4 separate regions of the Homo sapiens genome follow, and regions 1, 2 and 3 are each linked to region 4. The links are chromatin contacts, found by Hi-C or POLR2A ChIA-PET in ENCODE. All regions are on one chromosome and are shown on one strand. The core of a region is the stretch at or near the end of the contact, and the rest is flanking DNA. Distances in the headings are between cores, read along the strand shown. Region 1 has its middle 120 kb from the start of RPS6KA2. Region 2 has its middle 72 kb from the start of RPS6KA2-AS1. Region 3 overlaps RPS6KA2 (ribosomal protein S6 kinase A2). Region 4 holds the start of RAMACL (RNA guanine-7 methyltransferase activating subunit like).

Region 1 (5,479 bases), core at 634-3,133, 160 kb before region 4:
AGTGGTATCTTGTTTCTGCCCTCTGCAGTGACTAAACCCACAGAATAAATTGCTTATAGTCGGTAGGAATGGGCCCTGCGTTTCACAGCAAATAAATCCAGGTGCAGAGTTAGGGGACAAAAATATTTACCTACTCAGCAGAGTATACAAGGCTTAACACAGTGGTTAGGGAGTGGGCCACCATTACCCCAAGAGTATCCATCTACTTGATGCAGATTTTACCAAGAAACCAGCAACAACAAGCACAAAACTATGGGGAGAGTCAGGGGGAGAGGCTAACAACCACATAAAATGGTGTGGGGACCGCAGGTGGGAGAACCAGGTTGTGATCCGTGCTTTTCCTTGGGAGAAATCAATTAACTCTGTTAGTCTCAGTCTTTCTTTCTTTTAAAATACAAGGGTTTGAGTAAATGATCTCTAACACCAAGAATCATCCTTTTCTATAATAACCTTAATCATCATTATGGGTCTATCATCTCTGAATTAAATTAAATATTTAATAACCCATTAATGTTCTTAGCTAATGTCAGCTTTTGAAGTGACTGTATTCCTATATTTTTACTAATTATAAAATAAGATTTTGAAAAATCTCTCTCTGCCTTTCTGTCTCTTAAGGTTTCTCTTTCCATTCATTCTAAATTGCCTCTCTAGACTTCAGTGTGTCCGCTCGCTGTTGAATGTGAAGCTGAGGTTGGTAAAGGATGTGTACTCTGGTCTTGCTCTGCGGTGACTGTGGACGCGCTTCACAGCCCTACGTTTCAGAGGCTGTTCACTCTGTGTGATGTCTTCATCATACTCACAGAGGACCTGGGTTGTGGCTATACCGCCCATTGGCTAGGCCGGCCCATCTGGAAGATCACAGGTTATTAATGACTAAAATAGTTAGAAACGATGTCTTTATTTAAAATAATAAGCATTGATTTTATCTAATTTCTAACAAATGCACATGAGACATTGAATACCCAGGTACAAATGGACCTGGTGTCGCCTTTGAGGTCTCAGGTACTCCTTGGCTGGCCTGTGCTGGCCCCTTTGTCTTCTGGGGCCCCTTTCTCCAAGGAGTCTGGCTTCTGTGCTCCACGGAGTCTGGCCTCTGTGCTCCATGGAGTCTGGCCTCTGTGTTCCACAGCGTCTGGCTTCTGTGCTCCACGGAGTCTGGCCTCTGTGCTCCATGCTGTCCTTGGTCCACAGGGCCTGACCTTGAATCGTCATGAAGACATGTTCTGCTCATTCTGTAGATTTCCTAGAGTCTGTGCCACTGTTTGGCTTTGCATAGAATCCCCAAATCGGCTGACTATTGGACTTCACTAGGATGCGAATGGTGCAAAGTTTGATCCAACTGGCTGTGGTGGAAAATGGAAACTTGTGGGGCTTCGAGCAGAAAATTTGGGAATACCTTGATTCCAAGCTCAGACACTTAGACCCCTCTTTCCACGGCTCCAGTGGCGGCCCAGCCGTTCCAGACACCTAGGCCAGCAGAGAAGCCAAGCCTCAAGCCCCTGTCGCCATCTGTTATCTGCCTTGGGCTGGCCGGCCTGCACCTCCTCCACGCCCTGCGGTGCAGCTTTGCCTCCCCTGAGGGGTTACAGGCTCTGCTCAGCTGCCTCCTGCTGCAGAGCAGACCACAGCCCAGCTGGCTGACTCAGGGCCAACTCAGGGGAAGCCCTCCTGTGACTGTGCGTTTGACGGGACCCTGGCAGCTGCCGTCCCTGGAACTCATCTGAATTCCTGTGTAATCTCTGCCCCTTCCTGAACGCACCTGGCCAGAGGGCGCTGGTCTTGCCTCCACCTTGGGAAGAACAAGCAGGCGGCTTGGAAGCAGGCTTTTTGAGGTTTCAGGGAGGAGCACGGGGCTGGCAAAACTTCCGGCTGACTTGGGGAAGTAATGCTGTAAGATCTTACTGCTCCGCTATTTCACCGCTGAACCTGGAGGCCTGCCGTCACCTGCAGCTCGGGGGCACTGCGTGAGGGTTATAAACTTTGTGAGGTGCTGAGTTAGGGGATGCAGAGGCCAGCTTCGGTCACAAAAGCACACTTCACACTTTCTAGAGTGTCAGCAGCCTCACCTCTGTTTAGGCAAATAGAATTTGTCCCCTCAGAGAGTTGTGCTTTTCCTCCTGAATATGATCACAGTCTACGCAGCAAGAGGGATGTCTTAGCCCTTGGCCAGTTTCTAAATGATTCCAAGGAGCAGAGCTTGGATTTACAGAATTTCCCATTTCCATTGCTTTAGACCAATTCTCAGCTAGAGTTCCTGACCTCCTCAGTATGATCCTTGTCACTCTTCTCTTTCTGGTGCATGAGGGCTGGAGACTTCCGTGGCAATGTCCCAGACCAATGACACCCATCTGTGCTGCGTGCCTGGCATGTTCTAGGCACAAGGGATGCTCAAGGAGCTCGGGCTCGGGTGGCACCTGCGGTCCTCAGCCACAGTAGAAGGGAAGACAGCACAGATGCAGAAACCCCCGTTGTGACAGAGTCAGAAGAGGCACGGAGGGCAGTTCCTGGGCCAGCAAGCGCAGAGCCTGGGCATGTAGGAAGCAGCCAGGGATGTCTGGGGATTGACAAGTACAGGCCCCGGAAAGGCGTGTGTCTGAGGAGGAGGAGGGTCAAGAGGGGCTGAGGGAGACTGTGTGGGAGGAGTGTGTCACAGATGTGCGTGCACTGCGTGGGGTGACTCGGGGCCTCCAAGGCTGGTGAGAACTCAGGGAATCCCAGGGACCTCTAGGGTTGGGGTGGGGCCCTGGGCTGGTGAGCACCCCCCCAGGGGAGAAGCTGAGGACACAGGAGGGGAGCACGCCCGATGTCTCTGCAGCACTGCAGGGCACGCTAATCCTGTATGGCTCACAGAACTAACAAAACCTAGGCGGATGGAACCGCCCTTCACAGTAGCACAGAGTGGGGCTCCAGGAAGCCAACTTCTCTCCGGCATGGGCACCTCAGGGGCACTTGGTGCGGCCCCTGCCTTCTCCCAGGAAGGCCCCCTCCTCCCTGCCCCTCCCCGCTGACTCAAGCCGGGCTGGACTCAGAAGGGACATGCCAGCTCTGCTTCCGATGCTGACTGTGTGGCCACCTCCACCGCCCTCTCTGTTTTCCTCACTCAGTATCCCCCTTCCCCTTGCCCAGCCTCCTGCCTTAGTCTGTGTGGTGGAAAGGGGGAAGGAAGCTTTGGGAGGAGGAGGAGGAGGAGAGGCCAGGCTCCCGCTGCAGCTCCCAGCCAGGCAGTGCAGACATTAAGGAGGATGGAGATGGGGACCTGAGGAAATGGGGGCCTGAGGAGATGGGGGCCTGAGGAAGAGGGGCCCAAGGGGATGGGGGGCCTGAGGAGGTGGGGGCCTGAGGAAATGGGGGACCGAGGAGATGGGGGCCTGAGGAGGTGGGGGCTCAAGGGGATGGGGGCCTGAGGAGGTGGGGGTCTGAGGAAATGGGGGCCCGAGGAGATGGGGGCCTGAGGAGGTGGGGGCCTGAGGAAATGGGGGCCCGAGGAGATGGGGGCCTGAGGAAATGGGGGCCCGAGAAGATGGGGGCCTGAGGAAATGGGGGCCCGAGAAGATGGGGGCCCGAGAAGATGGGGGCCTGAGGAGGTGGGGGCCTGAGGAGATGGGGGCCTGAGGAGGTGGGGGCCTGAGGAGGTGGGGGCCTGAGGAAATGGGGGCCCGAGAAGATGGGGGCCTGAGGAAATGGGGGCCCGAGAAGATGGGGGCCCGAGAAGATGGGGGCCTGAGGAGATGGGGGCCTGAGGAGATGGGGGCCTGAGGAGGTGGGGGCCTGAGGAGATGGGGGCCTGAGGAAATGGGGGCCTGAGGAGGTGGGGGCCTGAGGAGGTGGGGGCCTGAGGAAATGGGGGACCGAGGAGATGGGGGCCTGAGGAAATGGGGGCCCGAGAAGATGGGGGCCCGAGAAGATGGGGGCCTGAGGAGGTGGGGGCCTGAGGAGATGGGGGCCTGAGGAGGTGGGGGCCTGAGGAGGTGGGGGCCTGAGGAAATGGGGGACCGAGGAGATGGGGGCCTGAGGAGGTGGGGGCCTGAGGAAATGGGGGCCCAAGGGGATGGGGGCCCGAGGAGATGGGGGCCTGAGGAGGTGGGGGCCTGAGGAAATGGGGGACCGAGGAGATGGGGGCCTGAGGAGATGGGGGCCTGAGGAAATGGGGGCCCAAGGGGATGGGGGCCCGAGGAGATGGGGGCCTGAGGAGGTGGGGGCCTGAGGAAATGGGGGACCGAGGAGATGGGGGCCTGAGAGATGGGGGCCTGAGGAAATGGGGGCCCAAGGGGATGGGGGCCCGAGGAGATGGGGGCCTGAGGAGATGGGGGCCTGAGGAGATGGGGGCCTGAGGAGGTGGGGGCCTGAGGAAATGGGGGACCGAGGAGATGGGGGCCTGAGGAGGTGGGGGCCCAAGGGGATGGGGGCCTGAGGAGGTGGGGGCCCAGGGAAATGGGGGCCTGAGGAAATGGGGGCCCGAGGAGGTGGGGGCCTGAGGAGGTGGGGGCCCAAGGGGATGGGGGGCCCGAGGAGGTGGGGCCCCCATGGAGGCTGATCTGCCCCCTCTGCCCAGCATCCTCCAGCCCCGCACCGGCATCTTTCCCGGCGCAGTTCCCCCTCACTAGCCTGTGGCCAGGATCAGATGGAGTCATTTCGCTGAGGCACTCGGTGGAGTTTCTGCCGGTGGAAGACACCGCAGAAACACCCATTACTTGTTAGTTTTCAGGATTTAGCTGTTTCTCCTGCCTGGGGAGGTGGTGGCGCTGGCAGTGGGAGCATGGAGCCGGAAGCCTGGCCCGCACTCCCTCCCGGGCTGCCCTCATCCCGCCCTCCTGAAGACAGCACGTGCCACACTCCTCTGACCAGCTTCCTCTACGGTTGCTGCTAATTTCCATTTTTCAGAAGTAATCTCTTCGCATGGTTCTAAAGTTACAGAGTCTATACAAAAGTGACAGGATAAGTCTCGTTCACCCTGGTCACCACCCCCTGTCCAGCATTTGCCCTCGGGACAAATGAGACATTTCCAGGCTCCTGCAGATCTACAGGGACCGTTGGCACATTCACTGGCATGGGCAACTCAGGGCAGAATGTCAAGCACACACCCCTCTGCACAGTGCCTGTGTCTGCTCTGTGTCCGTACACAGCCGCTGCCTTCTCACAGCTGCAGAGGTCGAGAATCTGCTGTAAGAGCTTCAGGAGGAGGCCCCTGTGCCATCCTGTCTCCTGCAGAGGTCGTTTGCATTGGAAAGGAAGCACCCCAGCTAGGCGTACCCATGGGAGTACAGTCAGGCAGCTTGGACCTGAGTTCATCCTCAGCATCCACGCACACACCAGCGCTGCTCTGAAGCCTTGCTGTAAAGAGCACACCAGCTATGCTGTGTGGCCACCTCCACCGCCCTCTCTGTTTTCCTCACTCAGTATCCCCCTTCCCCCTGCCCAGCCTCATGCCTTAGTCTGTGTGGTGGAAAGGGGGAAGGAAGCTTTGGGAGGAGGAGGAGGA
Region 2 (5,581 bases), core at 2,984-5,483, 240 kb before region 4:
ATGGCACAAAAGGCATGAACTGCTAAATAAATAAATAAATAAATAAATAAATAAATAATAGGACGCCATACAAACTAAAGACTCCTGTCCTTGAAAAGACACTGTCAGAAAAATCCAAATACTGGCCAGAGTGGGAGAAAATATTTTTAAAACACATACCTCATAAAAGATTTATATCCGGATTACATCAGGAACTCTTACAACTAGAAAATAAGAAGACAACCACCCAATAAAAATGGGCAAAAGATTTAAACAGACATTTTTGTTTTAACTTTTACTTTAGGTTCAGGGCTGCACGTGCAGGTTTGTTATATAAGTAACCTGTGTCATGGGGGTTTGTGGTACACATTATTTCATCACCCAGGTACTAAGCATAGTACCCAATATTTTTTTCTGATTCTCTCTCTCCTCCCACCCTCTACCCTCTGATACACCCCAACGTCTGTTGTTCCTTCTTTTCTTTGTGTCCATGTCTTCTCATCATTTAGCTCCCATTTATAAGAGAGAACATGTGGTATTCAGTTTTCTGTTCCTGCTGAACAGACATTTTAACAAAGACATGAGAACGGCAAATGAGTGTGTGAAAAGATGCTCAACATCATGAGTCATTTAGGATATGCAGATTAAAACCACCGTGAGATACTGATACAAGCCTACTAGAGTAGCTAAAACTGAAAAGTCTGACAGCATCAAGTGCTGACAAAGGTGTGAAATAACTGGAACTCTCTTCCGTTGTTGGTGGGAATGCAAAATGACGCAGCTACTTTGGAAAATAGTTGGGCAACATCTTTTATAGTTAAACATACCCTTGCCATATAACCCAATGCTTTCACCCTTAGATATTTATGCAAAAGGGGACAGGCATGGTGACTCACATCTGTAATCCCAGCATTTTGGGAGGCCAAGATGGGAGGATCACTTGAGGCCAGGAGTTTGAGACCAGCCTGGTCAACATAGTGAAACCCCAACCCTGTAAAAAAAGAAAAAAAAAGAAAGAAAGAAAGAAGAAAAGGAATTTATGCAAAAGGAATAAAAACATACATCCATGAAAATGCCTGAATGTGGACATTTACAGCAGTTTACTCATAATCACAAAAAGCTGGAACCTGCTCAAATGATAAACTCGTGAATAGATAAACAGATTGTGTTCTGCGTCTAAACTTGGGACACTTCTCTGCAATGAAAGGAACAAACCAGGGGTGACTGCAGCAACACAAGTACATCTCACAAGAATTAGTCTGAAGGAAAGCAGCCAGGCCCAAATACTATGTATTGCATACTCCACTTCTACCTGTAGACCAGTGGTGTCCAGGATGTGTGGGCTGCCGGAGGAAACTGACAAAGGGACATGAGGGAAGCGTTTAGGGCAGGGAGATGTGCCATGCCTTGGTTGTCATCATGGTTACATGACTGTACAAATTTGTAAAAATTCATTGATCTCTACACTTAAAGGAAGTGAATTCGCCTGTAGGTAAATTAAACTTCAATAAATCTGACTTAGAAAAACATAAACTCTAGGGAGTTACAGTTTCAAATATTACATCATAAAGGAAAAGTCCATATTCAGTTATAGACTGACTTGCTTTGGATTCTATTAATGTAGATGTAGACAGTTTCATCTTTGTTGTTCCTGATGCCTTCCTTTGTTGGCTAAGAATGGTTTCTTCCATCAGATCACCTGGCTGTGAGTCTATTTCACCACTTTGGCCTTTTCTAAGCTTGTTTCATCACGTGTAGGATAATATTTGTATTTTCTTCATGGTTGTGAGGATGAAATGTGGTAGTACCATGCAAGTGCTTGGCTAACTGTGGGCACACAGTAAGCACTCAATAAATGTCTGCTATTATGATTATTTGTATTATGAAAGAAAAAGTTGCTAAACATCTTAATTAAGCAAATTAAACTGCATTTACATAAGAGAGCAAGCTGCTTTCAAACATATTGGCAAGATCTATTTGCAATGAGACATTTTAATGTGAACATTATAATTAAAATTTGCTCTTTAAGGTATCGTGATTAAAGTCTTGGCTCAATTCTTTTCTAACATTTAGTTTCTTTAATTATGAGTGCTTGGAAGTAATAAAATGACATTTAAATATACTTCAGTGATTCATGATCTTCGCTAATTCTGACAATTTCCCCAGTTAGATCAAATTAATGACATTGAACATCAAAAGTAAACATTTAGTAATAAATCTGTCAATTTTCTGGATCTCCTGCATTTCCTAACATTTAAACTGTGGGGCACTGCGACCTCCCAGCATGCTTCTTAAGAGAGGGATTCAGAAAGTTTATTTTCAAGATGGAGTTAGTTTCTCTTGACATGAGCGGACTTACCATAGAGAAAACACCAACAGAATTTCCATTTTTGGCTATTATACTTAAAAGTGTATTGCATTTTTGTCTCTAGAGTAATATCTTGGTGTAGCCAGGGGCAGTATTGCCTGGGGTTCCAAGCCTGGGCTCTGGGGTCTGTCAGAAGTAGATTCAAACTGGATTCAAAATCCAGCTCAGCCTCTGCTATCTGTGCATCTGTGAGTAAATCCAAACATGTGCTGAGAGCCTGGAGCTTCCCCCCCAACTTCCTCAGCACAGCCAATGTGTCCAAATCCCACTCCTCTTATCCTAACTCAGCTCTTCCTCCCAGGCCAGGCAAATTCCAACACCATCAGCCACTTTCTTCCTGTTTACTTCATTAAAAATACTCCCAGGTCACTTTCAAGGCCAAATCAGAAATCTGGTACGCATCTTATATTCTTCCTCGGTCATAACATGCAACCAACTCACTACTGTAGATTATCTATATCTATCTATCTATCTATCTATCTATCTATCTATCTATCTATCTATCATGTATCATCTATACATGTATGTATATATGTATCTATCATCCATATATCTGTGTATCTATTATCTACGTATGTATCTATGTAGCTATCTATCCATCCATCTATTATCTATCATCTGTCTATCTATCCATCCATCATCTATCTATCCATCTATCATCTGTCTATCATCTATGTATATATGTATCTATATATCTATTACCTATGTATGTGTCTACTATCTATCATCTATCTATCTATCATCTATCTATGTATCTATCATCTATCTAGTATGTAATTCTGTTATTGTGTGTATGTATGTAGATGTGGTAAAATACAATTTGTTTAAAAATATTTCCTGTTATAGTTTTTATTCTCAGTTTTGGAATTTCTCTCTGTGGTCTTTTGCTACCGAGCCCAGGCCCAGGGAAGGTGAGGGCAAATGCGGCATGGAAATAGAACAGCACCTGTTCCCTAAGGGAGCGTCTCTCAGTGGGGGCCAAGCCTTCCTCTGTGGGAAGAAGGAGCCTGTGAAGAGGTGCGGACAAGGCAAGAGTGTCTTGGTCCTCACTGCCCTTACAGCTGAAGCTTTCTGTCTGGCAGGGGCAGGGGGGAAGGTGTCATGCTGGTGTAGAAATACACAGAGTGGTTGAAGGAAGGGCAAATTCAAGTTGAAGTAGAGAAGCTCCATAGTCATCATGGCCACGGACCCACTGTGGACCTGAGCAGAAGAGAGATGGCAGGGAGGGTAAGGATCTGAGAAGGGATCCCTGGTGAGGCCTCCGGTCCTGGATGCGTGGAGCAGCCTCTGAGGAACCTGCCTCTGAGCAAGTTTAGTGAGGTGCGCAGGACCAACACCTGCGGAGAGTGGAGGAGGAGGTGGGGGCAGGGAGCAGCTGCATTGTCAGTGTGGATGGCCCAGGAGGGAGGCGCCTCTTCCATCAGGGGTTCTCTCCGTGGATGGACCCAATACCCCCTGCCACTGGAGGGTCTGGGCTCCAGGCCCTCAGAGGTGTGGTTGGCCACATGCGTGGTGAGTCAGGGGTCCAGGGAGGCCTTCGTTGCAGAAGAAACTCCCCAACCACAGCGTGTGACCCAGCCCAAGGGAGAGCCTGGGTCTGGCCAGAGTGCCTAATGGTCAGGGCTCTAGCTTGATAGGGGGGAGCTGGGAAAGAGGAAACAATAATGTCCCAAATCTCAAAGAAAAGGCCTTAAAAATCAACACAGTGCCAGGACGGAAGGCTGTGGCTCTGGGATCCCACACAGCCATGGAGATGACAGCTAAGGCAGTAACACAGGTTTCAGCCCCCGCTTTCAGATCTGGGTCTGAGAGGACTGACGCTTGGTGTGATGAGAAATGTCAGAACCCACAGCAGAAAGCTGTGGGCTCACACGCTAAGGCAGATTTAGAGGGCAGGCCTTACTTCCCTTGCCTCGTAGGAAATTGTCCATGAACTCTGCATGTGTCATTTCTTGTGCATGTATTGGGAGAGATGTTTTATACTTTGTATCAGCGATGAGCTTTTTTTAAAAAGAAATTATAAAAATATAAAATGTACCATCTTAACGGTTTCTAAGTATGTCAGAGGTATTCAGGGCTTTCACATCATTGTACAACCATCACCACCATCCACCTCCAGAATACTTCTCATTTTGCAACACTGAAACTCTCTGCCTGTTAAAAACTAACCAACTCTCTGTTCTCCACTTCCCTCAGCCACTTCCCCAATGAGACAGCAACTGTTCTACTTTCTGTCTCTATAATTTTGACACTCTAGGCACCTCATGTAAGCAGAATCACACAGCATTTGTCTTTTTGCAACTGGTATATTCACTTAGCGTAATGTCCTCAAGGTTATGGGCTCCATGTTGTAGCATGTGTGAAAATTCCTTTTCTTTTCTTTCTTTCTTTCTTTCTTTCTTTTTTTTTTTTTTTTGAAATGGAGTTTTGCTTTTGTTGCCCAGGCTGGAGTGCAATGGTGCGATCTCGGCTCATGCAATCTCCGCCTCCCAGGTTCAAGCGATTCTCCTCCCTTGACCTCTGGAGTAGCTGGGATTACAGGCGCCCACCACTACGCCCAGATAGTTTTTGTATTAAAAATTAAAAATACTAAAAGTAGAGATGAGGTTTCACCATGTTAGCCAGGCTAGTCTTGAACTCTGGACCTCAGGTGATCCACCTGCTTCTGCCTCCCAAAGTTCTGGGATTACAGGCATGAGCCACTGCACCCAGACAAATTCCTTTTCTTCTTAAGGCTGAACGGTGTTCCATTGTAGGTATATACACATCACATTTTGTTCTTCCACTCGTCTGCTGATGGACCATTGGGTTGCTTCCATCTTCAGAGTACTGTGAGTCAAGCTGCTGTGAACATGGGTAGACAAATACCTGTTTAAGTCTCTGCTTTTCAATCTAGCAGGGGAATTGATGGACCATATAATAATTTTTTTTTTTTTTTTTTTTTTTTTTTTTGAGACAGAGTCTCGCTCTGTTGCCCAGGCTGGAGTGCAGTGGCGCGATCTTGGCTCACTGCAAGCTCCGCCTCCAGGTTCACGCCATTCTCCTTCCTTAGCCTCTGGAGTAGCTGGGACTACGGGCGCCCGCCACCATACCCGGCTAATTTTTTGTATATTTAGTAGAGACGGGGTTTCTCTGTGTTAGCCAGGATGGTCTCCATCTCCTGACTTCCTGATCCACCCGCCTCAGCCTCCTAAAGTGCTGGGATTACAGGCGTGAGCCACCGCGCCCGGCCGA
Region 3 (5,408 bases), core at 1,073-3,572, 170 kb after region 4:
CAGACCCCTGTAACAAAAGACAGATTAACAAGAGAAAAAGAAGTTTATTAACACACATCTTCTCATTTATGCATGCGAGATGCCCAGAGAAGGAGTCATCCTCACAGAGGTGGCTTTGAATCCAGCCTACATGGTATCTGCAACAAAGAACAGAGAATTTTTAGAGACCTGGCAAGACAAAGGAAGAGGGTTAGGGTCTCCAGGGGCTGCAGCTTGGGGAGGTGCAGGGCTGGCCTATGGAGGCTGGTCCCAGGTGGGACCACATGCATCCAAAGCTGTCCCTAGGGGAAGCCTTTGTCCTCTCTGGTTGGGGGTAGGTACCTTTTGTCTTAATCCATGTCCTGATTTTAGACAAATGGAGGACACAGAGCTCTCCTGCATCTGCTGCTTCTTATGTATCTTCAGCTCAGCGCCCCTCACGCCTATGCAGCATATTTTGGGGTGGCATATTCTGGTCTCCCACAATATTGATTTTATTGATTGTAGAATGCCCTAGGTTGTGATATTCCTTTGCCATTTACAAAGCACTTTTACCAACTTTTTTTACTTTCACTCTCATCCACCATACAAAGTAGGCAGGGTAAAATCTATTAACCATGTTTCACAGAGTCAGAAAGCACAAGCTCCATGTGTGTAAGTGACTTCTGAAGGTCACCCCGCTGATGGATTAGGAAGTGAGGCTTGCACCATGAGCACCACATTCATTCAGCATGCGCTGGCTGGTCCCCTCCATGGTGCAGGCTCACACATGGTAGCAGCGATACAGAGAAAAGGACAGGCTCCTTGCTCTCATCTCTAAGGAAATTGAGCCGAGCTCTCCCGACTCGATATTTAATGCTAAATCCAGTCATCTGCAGTAATCCATGAGCACCATTGTGGCTTCCTTTGTTGTTATTCAACTGTAACTATATCAGAGGATTGCCCTCTACTGAAGTATGTAATCCTAGGATGCATACAAGTTTTGCTGCTTTAACAGTTCTTCAAAAAAATTAAATGTTATCACGTAGCCCAGAATGGAACTTCTGGGTATATACCCAAAAGAATTGAAGGCAGGGACGCAAAGAGACATGTGTCCACCCATGTTCATAGCAGCACTATTCACAACAGCCAAAAGGTGGAAGCCACGAGAGTGTCCCTCGGTGGATGAATGGGTAAGCAAAACGTGGCATGCACACACAGCGGAACATTGTCCAGCCTGCAGAAGGAAGGAACTTCTGACCCCTGGAGGAAGCTTAGGGTGTTATACTAAGTGAAATGGGCCAGTCACAGAAAGACAAACATTGCATAATTCCACTCCTATGAGGTCCCTGGAGGAGTCAGATTCACACAGACGGACAGTAGAAGGGTAGGTGTTGGGGGCTGGGGGACAGGGAGTTGTTGTTTAATGGGGACAGAGTTTCAGTTTGGGAAGGTGAAATGCTCTGTGGATGGATGGTGGTGATGTTGGCACCACAATGTAAATGGGCTTAATGCTGCTAAACTGTGCACTTAAAAAGGGCTTTGATGGTCAATTTTATGTCATACATATTTTACCGTAACAGAAAAATCCTTCTGCCTTAAAAATTAAGGCCCTCCTTTTCAGCCTGTCTGTCATGTGTCTGGAAAGAGTACTAGTTTACCATGTGGCTGGCCTGGGAGGAGTCCCACTGCAGTACCTTAGGGTTGGCTTTGCCTTAAGAAACAGTGGTCACACCGAAGACATGGCACCGCCCTCCTCCTGGTCCCCAGCTTGCCGGCGTAGGATGCCGCTGGAGAAACGTGCTGTCAATCTGAATGTCCTTAGTGAAGGGCGTGCCGGTGTCCTGTCGTTCCCTCCTAGGTCCTGAAGCGTCAAGGCTATGATGCGGCGTGTGACATCTGGAGTTTGGGGATCCTGTTGTACACCATGCTGGCAGGGTAAGCAGTCACCTCAAACAGGTGTCAGGAGGAGACACAGGGCAGCAGCCTCAGTGGCTGATCTGTCAGGGGACCAGGGCCAGCCCTGTCCTAGTGTGCGCATGTGGGCAAACCCAACGTGTATGCAAACACTCCCAGGCCTTGAGTGAACACTCGCAGACTTTCTTAGCCCCTCAGGACAACTGAACAACAAGGACAAGAAATGTAGCCACCCATTTTCTTTAAACTCAGCTCATGAACAAAACATCAAGTCTTTTGCCAGCATAGTCCCCATTCTCTCTGCTGCACCTGCCACTGTTTTAAAAGGTAGCAACAGATGTGCCTTCCAGACATCCTCTTAAACCGAAAGCCCCATAGCAGCTTCAGGGTCAAACAGCATCTGTACCTGGGTTTCGTGGTCATGAGTCATGCACGGGCCGGTTCATTGTGGTAAGACACGTGGTGTTACAGAAAGTGGCCTGGGCCTGCCATCCAGACAGCTGACTTCCATCTGAGCCCCACTCGCCACTAGCCGTGACTCTGGGCTAAACACTTTAACCTGTACCAGCCTCCCTTCCCTCTCCCCTGAGTGAGAAGAGGACACACCATGGTTGCTTCTAGGCAGGAAGGTCTAGGATCTTACAAGATCCGCTGGTTCCTATTACGTTTATTAAATACTTGAATGGAGGCAAAAAGAAAAGAACCCTAGACCATCGAATCCTGTTTGCTGTAGCAAAATGGCTTGAATGCCCTCATGAGAATGAATGAGCTTGGCCTGCTTTTCACTTATTTCATCATAAGTCAACAGGTAGTGTCCACAGCAGAAGGAGAGTAAATCAGGCCCTGAAGCCGCACCCTGAGGACTGCAGTAGCAAAGGAAGGAACCTCAGTTTCTTACCAATACCACAGTCAGGTTACTTTGTGACGCTTCTAATACTCACTTTGCCTATACGGAAAACTAGATCACACACTTTCCCACTAGAGGAAGCGCTGGCAGCACACGTGTCCTTCCTTTCCTAGGAGTGTGTGGGTGTGTTTTAAGGTGGGACACCATGAACACCTCCCACGCGCTTGGAATATGGCCAGAGCTGCACCAAGCATGTATGTGTATTTGTGCATACACTCTGCATTTGCAGTGGAGGCTCAAAAAGTTAACTTGTCAAAGAACACAGAGTTGGGAATACATCCACCGTGGGTCTCTCAGACTCCACGTCTCAGGCTCTCTCGCATGATGCCACACCATCACCGTGGAAACCACGGCACCAGGCAACTCACTAGGCCACCCCATCCCAGTTTACCTGGGTCCGGAGGGGATACAGCACAGGTCTCACAGGGCTCTCCCACTTGCCCATCAACCTCTAGCCACCCAATTGCTAAGGAAGGAAAACGGGCATAGTGTTAGAGGTAAGTTCCGCTTTCCCATGAATCCTGGCTTCAGAGCAGAGGAGGGAGAAGCAAAGTGCTATTCCTTTGAACAGCCAAGGGGTGATATCAACTTGCAAACTTTATTTTAGGTTGTAAAATACAAGCTCATTACCACAAATTTGTCTAATTATACAGATTTACCCCTTTTGCAAATGGGCCAGACGATACCCCTGAGGAGATTCTGGCGCGGATCGGCAGTGGGAAGTATGCCCTTTCTGGGGGAAACTGGGACTCGATATCTGACGCAGCTAAAGTGAGTACATGTCCCAGCGTTGCTTTTAAATATTCAGATTCTGAAATAGCCATATGATTTCTGAGGAAGCCAGGGGATAGGTTTTATGTAAGTAGTATAGGTATTTTATCCTCAGCATATTTTTTTTTTTTTCTTGAAATGGAGTCTCGCTCTGTCTCACCCAGGCTGGAGTGCAGTGGCACAATCTTGGCTCACTGCAGCCTCTGCCTCCTGGGTTCAAGTAATTCTCCTGTCTCAGCCTCCCAAGTAGCTGGGACTACAGGCGTGTGCGACCACACCCGACTAACTCTTTTGTATTTTTAGTACAAAAAAGTTTTGTACTAAAACTTTTTTGTTTCACCATGTTGGCCAGGCTGGTCTTGAACTCCTGACCTCAAGTGATCCACCCACCTCAGCCTCCCAAATTGCTGGGATTACAGGTATGAGCCACCACACCTGGCCTTATCCTCGGCATCTTTTAAGCCTTTCATCTAAAAACATTATTTTCAAAAACATTTTTAGCATTTTCACATTTTCCACTATCTTGGTATCTTATGCAGGGTTCTCCAAAGAAACAAACAGAACATGCGTGCGTGTGTGTGTGTGTGTGTGTGTGTGTGTGTGTATAGAGAGAGAGATTTATTTGTAAGAAATTGGCTCACGTGATTGTGGGGACGGGGAAGTCTGTGACTGCAGGGCAGCCGGCAGGCTGGAGCCCCAAGGAGAAATGGATGGGGCAGTTGCCCACCACAGGCTATCTGCCACAGAATTCCCTCTTCCTCAGGGGAGCAGTCTTTTTCCTAAGGAGGCCTTCCACTGATTGGATGAGGCTGACCCACATTGTGCAGGGTAACTGCTTTACTCAAGTCGACTGACTTAAGTGTTAACCACATCCTGAAAAACACCTTCACAGCAACCTCTAGACTGGGTAACATAACCCAGCCATGATGACATATAAAATTAACCACCATGCTTTTAGTGATATTGCAGAATGATTGCCCTGCATGTTCATAAACCAAACAAACAAGTAGAGCTCTTGTCCAGAGGTATACTTCTGTTCTTGTAAAATACTTTGAATTTGGCCTTGTCTGCAGTCCACACAGTTTATGACCGGCCTTATTTCGTTTGCCCATCAGACGCTTTTTTACTTGGCATCATCAAATTCCTCTCTAATCCAATAGTAAATCATAATCCAGCCACTGGTAAGCAGCACCAACAGCTGTTCCCGTGTTCATGTAAAAGGGCTGAAAGAGAAGGAGTCAGGGGCTCTGATTCCAATTCTGCTGTTGACATCTCAGTGCAACTTCATGCAGTGAGCGTGGAGGTGATGATTGTAGAGATGATGGTGGAGGTAATGGCGGGAATGATGATGGAGGTGATGGTGTAGGGATGGCAGAAGTGGTGGCAGAGGTGGCGACAGCGATGATGGAGGTGATGGTGAAGGCATGGTGGAGGGAATGATTGTGGAAATGATGGTGGAGATAATGGCAGGAGTGATGATGGAGGTGATTGTGGAGGGATGGTGGAGGTGACGATTGTGGAGATGATGGTGGAGGTAATGGTGGGAGCAGGGATGGAGCTGATGGTGGAGGTAATGGTGGGAGCAGGGATGGAGCTGATGGTGGAGGGATGACAGAAGTGGTGGCAGAGGTGGCGGGAGTGATCGTGGAGGTGATCATTTTGGAGGTGATGGTAGGAAATGATGGAGGTGATGAAGGGATGGCAAAAGTGGCAGAGGTGGTGGCAGTGATCATGGAGGTGACGGTGGGAGTGGTGGGAGATGATAGTGAGAGATGATGGTAGTGATTGTGGAGGTAATGGTGGAGGTGATGGGGATGATGGTGAGGCTAATGAGGGTAATGGCAGAGATGATAGT
Region 4 (5,665 bases), core at 617-3,116:
TGGTGTCTCAGCGACGTGCTGCAAGTTCCCAGCGCAGGGTCCCTGTGGAAAGGAGGCAGCAAAGGGATGTCGTGTGCCCAAGAGGAGTCCCCTAAGACCCCCAGTTCAGGTGCATGATGCTCTGTGTGGCTAGGGCCTGTGGAATCCAGTTCAGCCACCCCTCATTTTTTCTGCAGAAAGCCACCCCTGCAGCAACTCGCTGGCCCCACCTGGAAATTATAATTTAGGCCTGTGAGCAGCTGCACACACTCATAGGCTGTTTCTTTGCAGAGATTTGATTCTGCTGTCCACCTGCTGAATGTGAAGCTGACTTTGTGGAGGTCCTTGTTCCTCTTTTTAAACCACACTCAGGGAGCAGTGGAGGGTGAGGGCCCTGGGATGGAGCTGAGCTCCTGCCTTGTTTACTTCAGACCCCAGCACAGTGTGTACATTGGGGAGCAAAACGAAGGTCCCCTGTTTCTTGGAAAGAAGTTCACTTTTAGTTCATGATACGAGAATTCTCTAACCATCACTGGGGTCTCAATTTTCATTCATTTTATGCTGCATATTTTGCATTCAGATGTGATAAGCCAAACAGATAAAAAACAAAATAAATTCACTGTTGTGGCTGGAACCTGAGTGAGTGAGGAGGGCGCAGGGTCTCACTCTCACCTCCTCGGGGTTCTTCCCCACAGGGCAGAGAGCGCACAGTCCCGGAAAGTCCTGCCATGAATGACAGCAGCCAGCAGGAAGTCAGACTCTACCCACTGTGCTAGTGAGGCCAGACGGCTAGTTTCAGCGCCTTCAGCTGTGGCTTTTCAGAGACGTGGGCCCTTCATCTTCTACTTCTGAATCCACTTATATATTTTACATTTTTGTGTGTGTATATATATATATAATATTTATTTTATGCTGGTTTGCTTTTTTTTTTCCAATGGCAGACTTCAAAAAGGGCAGACTCGTTCAAGAAAGATGTTATATCACTGCATGAGATATTCAGGAAGAACTAAAGTGTTATTTTTGAGAACCCACTCTATGCCAGGTACTGTTCTGGGAGTTTTACATGCGTGGGTTCATTTATTTCTCACAACCACTAATCCAGGTAGGACCCCCTCATTCTACATAGGAGGGAACTGAGGCCAAGGACGGGTGAGGAGCTTGTCTGATGCCACACAATTAGAGTGACGGTGATTAGAACTGATTTTGATGGTACATTTCTCTTGTACTTATGAAAAGCAGATACGAATCTCTAGTCTGTGCTTATCTCATCTTTCTTGCCTCCCTCTGTCCCATGCCAGTGTCCAACCAAGCCTTTCTTGGGCCTGTAGGGCTCTGACCCAGGGTCTCTGGACTGTGCACTCTTGTGTTTCAGGAAAATATTTCCCTGAGTTCATAAAAGAAAAATTATTTCTTCCTTATGTGTTAGTCTAATGTCAGGGTTCCTGATGACTGGCCACTTTGCTTCCACATGGGGATTTGGGGGACCCAGGCTTCTTCTTTGTAGCTCCACCAGCCCTAAGGGCCTGCAGTTAGCTGTGGGGGGAAAGAGACTATGAAAGAAGCACCTGCTTCTTTAAGGTACACCATCCAGACACACTCCATTGGCCAGGGCTAGTCACATGACCACACCTGCCTGCAAGGAGGGCTGGGTAATGTAGTCCCCACTGGGAGGCAGCTGAGGGGAGCCCCAGTCTATGGCAGGAGCAGAGATTTCTGAAAGCTGTTGGCTCCCTCTGCCCTGGAGGTAATGCTGAAATTTGACTTTGTGTATAACTGATGTGTGTTACCTTTGTCATGTCTTCAGAATAAACTGTGGTCATTCTTTTTCTTTCCTCCTCTGGTATATATATGGACTAGTTCATGGGCCTTATTAAAAGACTTGTTTGGAGAGGAAGGCGCTCGGTTACATTGGAGAACTGGAGTGGTCTGGAGTTCCACGGTGTAGTGGACCAGAGGCCACCTCTCCTGGGCTTCTCAGTGTCTCGCCGGCGGGGTTCGGCCTGAGCTGGATAGACATAGCCCTTGGCGGATTTAAACAACCTAAACATTAAGCAATACAGCTGCCTCAAACCTTTGGGATTTTCAGAATGACTGACACTGCCGAAGCTGTTCCAAATTTTGAAGAGATGTTTGCTAGTAGATTCACAGAAAATGACAAGGAGTATCAGGAATACCTGAAACGCCCTCCTGAGTCTCCTCCAATTGTTGAGGAATGGAATAGCAGAGCTGGTGGGAACCAAAGAAACAGAGGCAATCGGTTGCAAGACAACAGACAGTTCAGAGGCAGGGACAACAGATGGGGGTGGCCAAGTGACAATCGATCCAATCAGTGGCATGGACGATCCTGGGGTAACAACTACCCGCAACACAGACAAGAACCTTACTATCCCCAGCAATATGGACATTATGGTTACAACCAGCGGCCTCCTTACGGTTACTACTGATAGAAATGTTGGCAGCTTTTAGTAAAAGCATTTACTCTGTTACCATGAGAAAAGTTTGGGTGTCTTCTGTTGGTCATAGTTTTACATCTGATTTTACAGAATGGATTATTGATTTTTTGGAAGTTGAGACTTTAAAAAAAATAGATCTTACTTGCGAAATGCGATGGTTGCTGGGAATACCTGAAACTGTGGATTATATTGCTTGACTTCTACCTCAGAATCTTCTTTGTTTCATGACTTAATAGTGCTTTAAGTTTGGTATATTATTTGACCTCTAGGAATTCTTTGTTTTACACAGAAATAAAAATTTTAAAATAGAAAATGCTTTTACTTTGTAAGGTAAGAGAGTATCCATATGCTTAGATGTGCTCGTTTCTAAAATTCTAGAGGTTGATATAATCAGCTCATGAATGCACAGCTATGCTTTTTGTGATAGATTGTACATAACATCAGCAGTTGAAAGGTAAAACAATTGCTTTTTTTTTTTTTTGCATTTGTTAAGTGACTATGGTACTTTGTGATTCCTTAATCTATAGATGAGTCAGCTCCACACTTGAGTCTCTTTTTAGAGGGAAATCAGTAATAAAGCTGTAAAATAAGGAAAAAAAAAAAAAAAAAAAAAGACTTGTTTGATGTCATGTTTGAGATTTTCTCTTTAACCTTAAAAGATCAGCCTGGACAATTGCACACAATTATAAGTAAATGTGAAAATTAGGTTCTGTAATTAGGATGGCAGTAAACATAGTGGAGAACCATAACTAATCAATACAGACATGTCAGCAATCCTCGATTCCTTAATCTTCAAGAGAAAAAAAGTCATAATGAAGAAGCTAAAGTTGCTGAAGATGTGAGACTGAAAGTCCATCCCAGCGAGGACGGCTTCGTTTCCCAGCCCCGAGTCACTCACTACCTCTTTTTCACGTAGCCAGAGCTGCATCTTTTTTCATGTATTTCAGGGCATTCTGGCTAGAAGGAAAAATGTGTTACTTATGATCTTCTTTTGAAACTCGAGCTTCCTGCACCCCACATCGTTGTAGCAACATCGTCACCACACGTGTGCTCAGCACTCAGAGGTGCAAAGATGACCAAGAAGCTCTCGGGTTTTCTCACACTAGTTGCTACAGCAGAAATCTGCTGTGTGTTTTGAGACATCTTGGGAATGACACACCAATGTGCCACCCCCTCGGGATCTTAAAATAGGTCCAGATTGAATCTTTAGCTAATGTTGTTATTGTAAACCCTGAGTTCCACCAAATGTTTCTGAGTTTCTGGACCAATATTGCATTTCAAATAGATCAATCATGGTCTCTCCATGAGAAATGAATTCTATTGGAACGCTTTCTGAGCTCACAGCTCCTCAACGTATTTACTGAAAACTTGGCATGACAGCGTAGCTCCTTTGTTTCCGTTAAAAATTTCAGTTAAAATTACTATAAAATAAAGTGCAAAAGATCACAATCACAGATAGAAATGACCAGATTGGGGTATACTGAGTTTCCTTAACATCTGGAGAGCTGCTGAGTATCCCCAGAATGCCCAGGCATTTTTCATTTATTAATTGTGATGTCATGACATAACTGGCCTAATAGAGCTATAAAAAGTGTTGTAAGATGTAAATGTTGACATTTAGAGTGTCCCTGTCATCACTGAGTATGGTCATGCTGTTACTACAAATAAGGGATGGAATGTTAATGGACTCAATTGTATCCCTCCATGTTCACATTTGGAAGCTCCAACCCCCAGTGTGATTCTATGTGGAGAAAGGGCCTGTAAGGAAGTAATGAAGGTGAAGTGAGGTCCTAAGCCTGGGGCCCTGATTCGATGGGAGTAGTGTCCTCAGAGGAAGAGGAAGAGAGACCAGAGCTCTTGCTCCACCACGAAAGGGCGCTGCAAGAAGCAGCTGCCTGTGAGCCAGGAATTGGGCCCTCACCAGGACCAAATGGCTGGCACCTTGGTCTTGGACTTCCAGCTTCCAGAACTATGGGAAATAAATGTCTGTTTTGTAAGCCACCCAATCCATAGTACTTTGTTATGGCAGCTCAGGCAGACTAAGAAAGGAGCAAAACACACCAAGGCATTTTAAATTTATTAACCTTGTTTCGTTGCACACCTGGCCTACCAGAGCTATAAAATACATTTTAAGATGCGCCTTTTTGTTGACCCTTAGAGGGTCACTATCACTATGGGGTAAGGTGATGAAATTACTTGAGCTAAAGCAACTGTGTTGACTGTGTTTTGCTCTAACCTATGTTACCATTAGATAGAACCCATGGAAGTAAAATGCTGTAGAAAAACGTGAGAACCAGCCAGTTTGCACATTTCTTCCTGTGGCATAGTACTTCCTTTGGCGTGATGCCTCCTGGACTGAAACAAGCCAAGTGAGATACGTCTTCTGCCATCCAGAGGAGAAAGCCACAGTCTTGTGAGTCTTGTCTCTTTTGGCCATTGGCGCTTTAATAAGCACTCAGGAATTCAGTGGGCTTAGCTTCGGTTTTTAATGACAAACTGTCACGTGAAGACATTTATCAGGAGCGTCTCTCCTTTGTCACCTCTGGACAGTGGGTGGGGAACCCTGGTGTAGACATGACTTCCGCAGTGTTTCAGCACGGCCTGGCCAGAGCTCAGAGAAGGTGCGCAGGATGCTTAAGCTCTCCACCACCAGCTGCTTCTTCCCATTGGTTTTCGCCTCTGTGCTTTGAAGTTGCTCAACAATTTAATCACCAAGACTCACAGGAGGCAAAGTGGAGGGAGCCGTTTCCGCAGATCACAGCGACAGTGCTGTGGTTTGCCCCAAGAAGGCCGTGATCTCTGGTGCAAGTCCTACAGGGTGCAGAGTGCTAGACCCTAGGGTGAGCTGGACATCAGGGCCTTGGATGAGGCAGTGTGCTTTCTAAACAAGCAAGAATTCAGCACTTTTAGCTCACAAGTAGCAATTTGGTTGTTTCTAGGATCTAATTATGTGTAATATGATACCTTGAAAAGTATGCGAATGCGAGTAAAACTTACCAAACTGCTTTGTCTTTATTAGAATTGATATTGAAATAATTATCGTGTATATGCTTCAAGTCTGTTTATCCCAAGTGAATTATGAATAAAAGCAGTCAACGACCAAGTCAAGACAAAGTGAGTGAATTTTAAAGTAGGAGAAAATGTGGAAGGTAAAAAATATAGTGAGTTATTTTTCTTAAATCTTCAAATTATTATCCACATCAAGTTACCAAAAATATTTAAGTTTTAAAACC

What was found. Hi-C counts contacts between places; a loop is a spot of excess contacts on that map. ChIA-PET counts read pairs that join two places held with the same protein, here RNA polymerase II (POLR2A). Pooled maps may share reads with other maps.
Region 1: a map with no recorded cell type shows a loop between it and region 4 (10-fold over the local background). The contact joins the enhancer-like site here to the promoter of RAMACL in region 4. A Hi-C loop is called at or near these places in 8 of 37 single-sample maps with no recorded cell type and 4 of 50 pooled maps. POLR2A ChIA-PET finds 5 or more read pairs at or near these places in 1 of 52 experiments (activated B cell).
Region 2: a map with no recorded cell type shows a loop between it and region 4 (7-fold over the local background). The contact joins the enhancer-like site here to the promoter of RAMACL in region 4. A Hi-C loop is called at or near these places in 3 of 37 single-sample maps with no recorded cell type and 3 of 50 pooled maps. POLR2A ChIA-PET finds 5 or more read pairs at or near these places in 3 of 52 experiments (activated CD4-positive, alpha-beta T cell, activated CD8-positive, alpha-beta T cell and activated naive CD8-positive, alpha-beta T cell).
Region 3: a loop to region 4 is called in a pooled map, with 10 times the contacts of the local background. The contact joins the enhancer-like site here to the promoter of RAMACL in region 4. A Hi-C loop is called at or near these places in 8 of 37 single-sample maps with no recorded cell type and 5 of 50 pooled maps.

The regions. Positions count from the first base shown.
Region 1 is chr6:166,747,560-166,753,038 of GRCh38, reverse strand. It overlaps a transcript of RPS6KA2 not described here. Among named protein-coding and RNA genes, the nearest start is that of RPS6KA2, 120 kb to the right of the region's middle. Within about 2 kb of position 1,883, at least 2 of the 41 ENCODE cell types and tissues checked have a DNase peak (open chromatin) inside an H3K27ac peak, as active enhancers do.
Region 2 is chr6:166,829,308-166,834,888 of GRCh38, reverse strand. It overlaps a transcript of RPS6KA2 not described here. Among named protein-coding and RNA genes, the nearest start is that of RPS6KA2-AS1, 72 kb to the left of the region's middle. Within about 2 kb of position 4,233, at least 2 of the 41 ENCODE cell types and tissues checked have a DNase peak (open chromatin) inside an H3K27ac peak, as active enhancers do.
Region 3 is chr6:166,416,370-166,421,777 of GRCh38, reverse strand. It overlaps RPS6KA2 (ribosomal protein S6 kinase A2), which reads left to right. Exons shown (of 21, transcript NM_021135.6): 18 at 1,820-1,896; 19 at 3,436-3,553. It overlaps LOC124901460 (a long non-coding RNA gene), which reads right to left. Exons shown (of 2, transcript XR_007059866.1): 2 at 25-137. Among named protein-coding and RNA genes, the nearest start is that of MPC1-DT, 36 kb to the right of the region's middle. RefSeq lists an enhancer at 2,187-2,256. Within about 2 kb of position 2,322, at least 5 of the 41 ENCODE cell types and tissues checked have a DNase peak (open chromatin) inside an H3K27ac peak, as active enhancers do.
Region 4 is chr6:166,582,879-166,588,543 of GRCh38, reverse strand. It overlaps RAMACL (RNA guanine-7 methyltransferase activating subunit like), which reads left to right and starts at 1,866. Exons shown (of 1, transcript NM_001395999.1): 1 at 1,866-5,535. The coding sequence starts at 2,067. The coding sequence ends at 2,423. The region is part of intron 1 of RPS6KA2 (ribosomal protein S6 kinase A2); the gene reads left to right. RefSeq lists a silencer at 1,524-1,663.